Linked DNA regions of Homo sapiens: regions 1 and 2 are each linked to region 3. A link is a contact called in ENCODE Hi-C data. All regions are on one chromosome and are shown on one strand. Each heading gives the region's core, a stretch centred on a gene start or an enhancer-like site at or near the end of the contact. The rest is flanking DNA. Distances are from core to core; before and after follow the strand shown. Region 1 overlaps ATG16L1 (autophagy related 16 like 1). Region 2 overlaps INPP5D (inositol polyphosphate-5-phosphatase D). Region 3 holds the start of ARL4C (ARF like GTPase 4C).

Evidence for each region. Hi-C counts contacts between places; a loop is a spot of excess contacts on that map. Pooled maps may share reads with other maps.
Region 1: a loop to region 3 is called in a pooled map, with 5 times the contacts of the local background. The contact joins the enhancer-like site here to the promoter of ARL4C in region 3. A Hi-C loop is called at or near these places in 5 of 50 pooled maps.
Region 2: a map with no recorded cell type shows a loop between it and region 3 (16-fold over the local background). The contact joins the enhancer-like site here to the promoter of ARL4C in region 3. A Hi-C loop is called at or near these places in 3 of 37 single-sample maps with no recorded cell type and 5 of 50 pooled maps.

What each region holds. Positions count from the first base shown.
Region 1 is chr2:233,266,932-233,269,788 of GRCh38, forward strand. All of the region lies in intron 5 of ATG16L1 (autophagy related 16 like 1), which reads left to right. Among named protein-coding and RNA genes, the nearest start is that of ATG16L1, 17 kb to the left of the region's middle. Within about 2 kb of position 1,465, at least 9 of the 41 ENCODE cell types and tissues checked have a DNase peak (open chromatin) inside an H3K27ac peak, as active enhancers do.
Region 2 is chr2:233,082,944-233,085,903 of GRCh38, forward strand. All of the region lies in intron 2 of INPP5D (inositol polyphosphate-5-phosphatase D), which reads left to right. Among named protein-coding and RNA genes, the nearest start is that of INPP5D, 24 kb to the left of the region's middle. RefSeq lists a silencer at 1,596-1,890 and an enhancer at 1,881-1,930. Within about 2 kb of position 1,593, at least 22 of the 41 ENCODE cell types and tissues checked have a DNase peak (open chromatin) inside an H3K27ac peak, as active enhancers do.
Region 3 is chr2:234,495,688-234,498,587 of GRCh38, forward strand. ARL4C (ARF like GTPase 4C) reads right to left here and starts at 1,394. Exons shown (of 2, transcript NM_001282431.2): 1 at 325-1,394; 2 at 1-149. The coding sequence starts at 899. The coding sequence ends at 119. RefSeq lists silencers at 972-1,071, 1,182-1,471 and an enhancer at 1,656-2,429.

The sequences.
Region 1 (2,857 bases), core at 215-2,714, 1.2 Mb before region 3:
TCCTAGAGATACAGAGTATAACTGTGGTTACTAGAGCATGGGAAGAGTAGTGGGGAAGGAGGTTAAAGAGAGATTACTTAATGGATACAAAAATACTGTAAATGGATATAAAAATACTGTTAGAAGGTGTAAGATTGGCCTGGTGTGGTGGCGCACACTGTAATCCTAGCACTTTGGGAGGCCAAGGAAGGTGAATCACTTGAGGTTAGGAATTCGAGACCAGCCTGGCCAACATGGTGAAACCCCGTCTCTAATAAAAATACGAAAATTAGCCGGGTGTGGTAGCGGATGCCTGTAATCCCAGCTACTCAGGAGGCTGAGGCAGGAGAATCGCTTGAACCCGGGAGGTGGAAGTTGCAGTGAGCCAATATCATGCCACTAGGCTCTAGCCTGGGCAGCAGAGCAAGACTCTGCCTCAAAAGCAAAACGAAAAGAATACTTAGTGCTGTGGAAAATGCCTAAAATTAATATAACCGAAAATAGGACACAAAATGTTTTCATACAGATGATCCCAATTTTGTATACTTTTTTAAAAAAATGACTGGAAGGAATTATATGTACTGTTACTGGTGTTTATTTTTGGGGGTGGTGAGATTATGGTTTTTGATTTCTCATTTTATACTTACCTGTATTTTCTAATTTTCCGGTTTCTATTAAGAAAAAATAAGCTGTCCTTTTTGTATTGTTTCTGTCTCACATTTACTTTAAGCAGAATTGTTTGGCTTATGCCATGGAGCTTGACAGCAGTGTGAGGGTGTTGGGGGCCCCAGGTGAGCTGGATGCTGCTAGGTTGCATGTTCACGTCAGCTGAGAGGCTGCTGGAGGGAGAAGTTGGGGAGATGTGTGGTGATGCCAAGGAAGAGCCCCTGAGCAGTGCAGTGGACGGGGGGTAATGCACATTTCCTAGTGAAAATGCTGTCCTCATTCCCTAGCCCACCCTTTGAAGCATCTTCCTAGGGCTGTGCACTTGGAGGTATCATGTGATTGCAGATGTGGGACCTGAGGAGTCTTCATTACTTTGCTTAGGTAGCCTCTCCTCCTAGAAGCCTTCCTGCGTCATTACCCACTTCCTGCCTCCCCAGCTTAGATGTCCCTCATCTTCCTGCTTCAGGCAGCTGTGGTTTACCTGGGCCATATGTAGCACACTGTTTTGAGATAGCTCTTCACACTCTGCCTCCTTCCCTTATGCTGCCACGTGTCCCTGTGGTCAGGCACAGTGGCTGCTTCATAAGATGCACTCAGGGCTGGGCACGGTGGCTGCTGCCTGTAATCCCAGCACTTTGGGAGGCCAAGGCAGGTGGATCACCTGAGGTCAGGAGTTCAAGATCAGCCTGGCCAACATGGCAAAACCCTGTCTCTACTACTAAAAACACAAAAATTAGCTGGATGTAGTGGCAGGTGGCTGTAATCCCGGCTACTCAGGAGGCTGAGACAGGAGAATCGCTTGAACACAGGAAGCGGAGATTGCAGTGAGCCGAGATGATGTCACTGCCCTCCAGCCTGGGTGACAGAGAGAGACTCTGTTTGAGCTATTAAAGACCTTTCCTTTCAGCTATAGTGATGAATCCCTGATAACAGGTGGTGTTTTCCTCTCCCTGTGACCCTAAGTCAAGTTTTTATCTCCACCTTGCAGAACTGGGACCTGAAGTTATAGAAAGTAGATTTCAGACAGTCAACAAGTGCTTTAATCATAGAGTAGTGGTACTCACACACCTTATACCGAGATTCTGGTTTTTCCTCAAAGAGAGTTAGTTCACAGTTGTCTCTACCAGCTAAGACAATTTGGATAAATTGTATTTTTGGTAATTTGCCCTGTAAAACTTATTTTTCATCTTCCAGGTATAAAATCAAGAGTGTAATGCACTTTTTAAGCTATACCCACATCCCTTCCCAAGATTCTGCTATACTGCCTAGAGGACTTTCCTTCATTTTGAGAATTACCACCGTGGTAAAAACTTACGAGAAATTTCAGCAGAATTCTTGATTGCAGCTCAGTAGCATTGCTAGAGTTCTACATTAGGGGTCCTCCACCTAGCAGGCATAGCCATAGTTAGAAGTGAAATTTATCAAAGAAGAGAGAGTAAGGTCAGGGTTAGGAGTTAGGGAGTTTCTGAATTTAGGACTTGAATGAGAGACAAAAATGATTCTGAGAAGGGGAGTTAGTGGATGAGACTTTGACCATGTTAAAAATTTGTCACAGCCAAGACTTCTATGTCAAGCTTTAGTAAATTAAAGTTACTAATGTTATGTAAACTTTGACATTTCAAGAATCTCACTATACCTCAGTTTCCTCATTTATAAATGGCAATAATGATATTTACCTCAAAAGGTTGTTATAAGGCTTAAATGAGTTAAAGTCTGTAAAGTAATTAACAATGTCAGGTAAGGGGAAGTCCTAAGTAAATCTTCACTGTTAGTAATCAGGCTGTGGGTGTGTTAATGCAGGTTGAGCATCCCATATCCCAAACTCCACAATGCTCCAGAATCTGAAACTTCTTGAGTGCCAACATGACACTCAAAGGAAGTACTCATTGGAGCACTTCAGATTTCCGATTTACCATTAATTTCAACTGAATTTCATATTTAGACCTGGATCCTGTCCTCAAGATTTATATCATGTTTATGCAAAACTTCAAAATCTGAGAAAATTCGAAATCTGAAACACTGGTAGTCCCAAACATTTCGAGTAATGGATGCTCAACCCGTGTAAGACTATTTGCTGCAGAAAACTTAAGTCACAACCATGACTAACCCTCAGTGAGCCTGAGGCATGTGTCTATCCTAAGATACCCTTGGTCCCAGAAGGCAGGCCTCCTCCTTTGCCAGTTCACTGCTTTCTCTAATAATGTGGCCTATC
Region 2 (2,960 bases), core at 343-2,842, 1.4 Mb before region 3:
TGCCCAGAGGGACAGGGAGACAGGGCAATGTGGCCTCTCAGAGAGCTTGGCCTCTTGCCCTTCACATGGTTATAGATAATATTTGATCCCAGGTGGCATCTGTCCCTTGTGGTAAATCAGTGAGGTGCCCCTAGAATGAAAGCAGACTCCATTCCCGGCTGGGATCTGGGTTCAAGTCCAATTTGGTCAGCGATGTGGCCTTGGGCAAGGACTGCCAAGAAACTGCTGGAAAGTAGAGATCACACACATACCTCCCAGCACAAGGAAGCTGCTGGGGAGGAGGGTGGAGACAGCAGGGAGCTGGAGGTGCTTTAGAGCATTCTAGGCAGTGCTGGGAGTGGTGGGGAAGGAGGGGTAAATTTTGGAACTCCATCTCCCTCAGCTCTGCTCTTTGGGCTATGGGCTTCATGTCTTCAGGGACCTGAGTACGCTCTGGAACTGTTAAGCAGTTGTTCAACAGCTGCTGTGCCACTCAAACCCTGAGAACCTTCTGGACTCAGCTTGCACTGCTTTTCCTGGTTGGGGGAGGGTTGGGGCAGTGCTCTGAGCCCTGTGTGAGGCCAGACGAAGGCAGAACGGCTCAGCCCCGCAGGCCTGACTGTCCCACACCAAGAGAGTGGGTTTCTTGTAAAGCCAAAACTCCTTTCTTGACTTGGAAAGGGAAGTGACTCTCCCCTAAGAGAAGCGGTGCCTATCTTGAGCTGCTCGCTGCAGACTGAGCTGGGAGGCTGCTGCTGCCTTTGAAATGGCCCCTCTTTGGGAAAGTAAGGAAGAGTCTGAGGTCCTGCAAGCCGCCCTCATGGGCCAGCTCCAGGGTGGCCAGGGAGGCCTGGAGTGGCCTCAGACGTGTCGCATAAATGGCTGTCTCAAACCTAGGGCCACAGTTGAAGCAAAAGAGGCCCTTCGGCTCCACCCTACAACCTTTTGGCCCTTGCGTCCTTTCTAACATCCTTCCCACCGAGAGGAATAAAGCAGAAAATTAGAACTACCCATAATCCCCTATCACATCAATGTTCTCTGTGAACTTCCTGTCTTTTCTTGAGGTTGAGATTGTATCTAGGATATTGATTGTTTCAGTCAAGATGGGAGCACCCCCAGGTGTTTTTCTGTTTTGTTTTGTTTTGTTTTTGAGACAGGGTCTTGTTCTGTAGACCAGGCTGGAGTGCAGTGGCGCGACCTCGGCTCACTGCAACCTCTGCTCCCAGGCTCAAGCAATTCTCCCACCTCAGTCTCCTGAGTAGCTGAGATTACAGGTGTGCACCACTATGCCCAGCTAAATTTTGTATTTTTCTGTAGAGATAGGGTTTCACTATGTTGCCCAGGCTGGTCTCAAACGCCTGGGCTCAAGTGATCCACCCGCCTCAGCCTCCCAAAGTGTTGGGATTACAGGCGTGAGCCACCATGCCCAGCCACACTCCCAGGTTTTCATGCAAGTTTAGATGAAGAGTTAGAAAATATCTATCTCATAGACCCTTTCATTATTCTTTCCCGATTTGGAAGAAAAAATCCAGTGGTCTGAGCCATTCCGGTGAGTTCTAAAGAAGAGACACTTGTGACTCAAGTCCCTGGTCCCTGACGGTGGCTGTCACGTATCTCCGGGCGACATGGCTTTTGGAGAGGGAAAACAAAACAACTTTCTAAAAGCTGTTCCGTCACAAGCATCCGGGAGGTGAACGGTTGAGCCATTGTTATTAAGCTCAGGAAGCGAGTGGCAGCTGTTATTGTTCTGAGTGGTCACTGAGTGAAGTAAAGATTCCGTCTGAGCCGCCGGGCAAAGGATGTGGCTCTAACACACTTCCTGAAGTTGCACAACAAGGGGCACAGAAAAGGTTCAGGGCATAGAAGCCTAGCACGGCCAGGGCTGCCCTGTGTGGGCTCCACAGCCATGCCAAGGACAATGGGCCCCAAGGGGGTCCGTGCTGGTGGAGGGGTTCCTTTATGCTCTGACACTCACCTTCTAGAAGCCTGCATTTTGAATTGGTTTTTCTGTCTACTGCAGAATATGGACAGATCTATTTTCCAAGCCTCTGAATATCTCAAAACATCTTTAGTTGTCTACACATTCAAGAGTAATTTGATAGATATAAAATTCTTGGAACCAACTGTTCGCTCAAAATCCTGTAAAAGGTACAGCACTACCTTCAAGAATGTAGTGTTACAGGCTGGGTGCAGTGGCTCACTCCTGTAATCCCAGCACTTTGGGAGGCTGAGGCAGGTGGATCACCTGAGGTCAGGAGTTTGGGACTAGCCTGGGCAACATGGTGAAACCCCGTCTCTACTAAAAATGCAAAACTTAGTCGGGTGTGGTGGTGCATGCCCGTAGTCACAGCTACTCCGGAGGCTGAGGTGGGAGGATCGCTTGAACCTGAGAGGCAGAGGCTGCAGCGAGCTGAGGTCTCACCACTGCACTCCAGCTGGGTGACAGAGCAAGACTGTCTCAAAGAAAAAAAAAAAAAAGAATGTAGCGTTATGAATAGTTCCGAGTACAAAATCCAAGGCCAAACTTGTGCTGGTTCCTATAGAGGCGACCCATTTTTTTCTTTTTTTCTACTTTGAAGCCGGTGGGAATTCTTTTCCAGTGTTGTCATTTTCCTTTCATTGATAGTACCTGCAATGTGTTCGGCTTGTTCACTTTGCAAACTCTGTTCTTTGACACAAAAGACCTTTCTTCTGTTAGGTCTTTGAGTAAGTTTTTATTCCAGCTCTTCTGGCATCTTTCTTCTAATCCCCTGAGAAAGCCAAGCCTCCCCCCGTTTTCTAGCCCCCTGGGGTACACATGCCTTTGTGACTGAGCAGCCCCTCCCTCTTGTGTGGCTGCAAGATCCCTAATCCCTTCCCCAGTCTGTCAGAGAATTCTGGAAAGAGTATCCATGCCATTTGTCATCTCTACCTCCAAATGACTGTCTTTATTTTCTCCCCATCCCCACTAGCCATTTTGTCCTTGTTTCTCCATGTTCCAG
Region 3 (2,900 bases), core at 144-2,643:
GCAGGACCGGCTCTTCCACTCCCCACCGCGGCCCCCCGACCTGGTCAGTAGCTCTGGCGTTCAGACAAAAGGTCCCCTGAGCTGGGGGTGGGGGGCAGGTCGAGAGTAGGCCGGTAAATCAGACTTCGCAGCTCCTTAAGTCACCAGTCCTGCATTTGGGTGCAGAGATTCCGTTTTAAAAATTCGAAGCATCGCTTTGGTTCGCTCTTTGTTCGCGGGCGCGGGTTCTCGCTCATCCATCCATCCATCCATCCAACCATCCATCCATCCATTCATTCTTTCTTGACGCACTCGCTCGCTCCCCGGTCGCTCCGGGCGCATTACCGCTTCTTCTTCTGCTTGAGGGACTTCCTGCGTTTCAGGATCATCTCATAGAGCTTGTCCATGCCCTCGGTGAGGCCCTCGCCGATGATGGCGCACGCCGGCTGGACGTGATAGGTGGTGGCCGGGATAAGCTCGTGCAGCGCCAGCTGCTTCTCAATCTCTGCCACCGGCAGCGACTTGGGCAGGTCCTGCTTGTTGGCGATGACCAGCAGCGGCGTGCCCTGGTTCTCGGCGAACTTGGTCACCTTGTGCAGCTCCGTCTTGGCCTCCTCCAGCCGGTCCACGTCCACCGAGTCCACCACGTAGATGATGCCGTCCGTGCAGCGGCTGTAGGACTTCCACAGCGGCCGCAGCTTCTCCTGGCCGCCCACGTCCCAGAAGTGGCAGCTGATGCCCTTGGCCGTGCCGTTGCTCAGCTTGATCTTCTCGGTGTTGAAGCCGATGGTGGGCACCGTGTTCACGAACTCGTTGAACTTGAGCCGGTAGAGCACCGTGGTCTTGCCGGCCGAGTCCAAGCCCAACATGACGATATGCAGGGACTGGAAGGCCGAGATGTTAGAGGAGATGTTGCCCATGGCTCCTGGCTGCGGCGCCAGCCACTGCGGCTGCGGCGGGAGGGCGCCGCCCCCCGAGCAGTCACGGGCCCGACGCGGCCGGGCGCACCTGGGCCCCGCCCGCCGCCGCCCGCACCGGCCCCGGGGCTCGGCGTCCCCGCGGGCGCACGGCTTGGCGCGCTCAGACGCCGCAGTCCCCGCGCCCTCGCCGGCCGGGCTCGCGATCGGCGGGCATCGCGTCTCTACGCGCGGCTTTGTCTCCCGCGAAGCCGCCTCAGATGTTCGGCGCCCTCCCCAGGCCTGGGCTCGCTCTGTGGTTTCCTCGGGCCGCGCCCCCGCGCTCCGGCAGCTGCCCGGGCTCTCCGCTCTCCCGGCGCCCGGCGCTCGCCTCTGGCCTGGGACGGCGCTGCTCCTGCTCCTGCTCCCGCTCCCGCTCCCGGAGCGCGGGCTTCCCCGGGAGTCGCTGTCCGCTCGGCAGCCTCACAGTCCCCGCGCCGCCGCAGCAGCCGCCAGCCTGCAGCGGCCGGAGAGCTCCCGGACCCGCCCCCTCGCGCCCCGCCCCGGACCCGCCCCCGGACCCGCCCCGGGCCCCGCCCCGCCCGCCGCCGGGGGTCAGGCGCGGTCCTCCCCGCCCAGCCGGCCGTTTTCGCGCGCTTCGCTGCGTCCCCGCCGCCCCCCGCCGCCCCCCGGCCCCTCCCGCGCCGCGCCGCGCAGACACAATGGGCGCGGAGCCGGCTCTTCCTCCCCAGCGGCTGACGCGTTTGCAAAAATAGCTCTCGGCTCCCGGAATCCCCGCCCGGGTCCTAGCCCGCCCCCTGCCCCTCCGGGCCGCAGCCGTGGGCGACGCAGCCTGCCTGAGGGAGTGGGTCCCGGGGTCCCAGCTCTGTGGGCGCGAGGCGGGGCAGGGCGGCCCCCAGGGTGACTGGGAGAGCGCCGCTCTGGGGAGTGAGGGCGGCGAGGCTGGGGCCTCCAAACCCCAGAAGGGACGGGACGGGGCTGGCCTCGGTGAGCTGCCAGCCTGCGCTCTGGATCCAGCCGGGCGCGTCCCCTCCCACCCTCGCGCCGCGGCTGTCGCCGGCCCCGGCCCCCAGTGACGCCCAGGCTCGCCTCCTGCCTGGGTTCCAGGGGGCTGCACCCGGCCAGCGCCGCCCTCCGGAGCCCAGGCCTGTGCCCAGGGCACCCTGGAGGCCCAGCCTTTCTTGCCCGGTGGCGGCGGTTGGGGCAGGGTCGGACCTAGGCCGCGATGGGGGATTAGAAGACCTACCTGCCCCAAGTAGCTCGGACAGCTCACCCTCCCAGACACGCCTGGGCTACCTCATTTCGTCCGCATCGACTCTGCTGACATCCCAGGGGAAGCGTCAGCATTTCGGGAGAGCACCCCTTGCCACCCGACTTTGGGAACTGAGAACCACCTGCCCGCAGGTGAACTACTCCGCAGAAATGGCAACACCAGCCCCGGGGGCTGAAAGAAAATGTGTCTACAGCTTGGAGCTGGTGGCGCAGTGGGTTACAAACACTGATATTCCACGGGTTCCACCTCCTGTCACCTCAGTTCAATGGTTTTATTCTGGTTTGTAAACATGTAACAAATGTATATCCTCTCTGGGTGCGGAGAAAAGTGAGAGTATATTATGGCAAACACACAGATCTGGGGAGAGCTGCTCCGCAGGAGACAGCAGGCCGCAGCATGGGCGACCGCATCTTCCCAGCTCTAGCTTATGAGACAGAAACGACGGAAACGGGGTCAAGGGAGAAGAAAATGAAAATGCTAAGAATTTATGAATAAAAGCTAGAATTTTAGAGAAATACTTTATCACCTTCTGTTCACAAACCACGAAAAGACATATGATATCGTTGGTACCAAAGCATGTGAGAAGACCTCACCTGTAGAAGGAAGGACAAGCCACCACCACCCCTATCCTTGGAATTCCCAAGGTGGCAGCCGGAGCGACCATCCACTCTACTGAGTGGATTTGGGGCTGGAAACGAAGTATCAGGCTGGAAAGGACCCTGCCTATCATT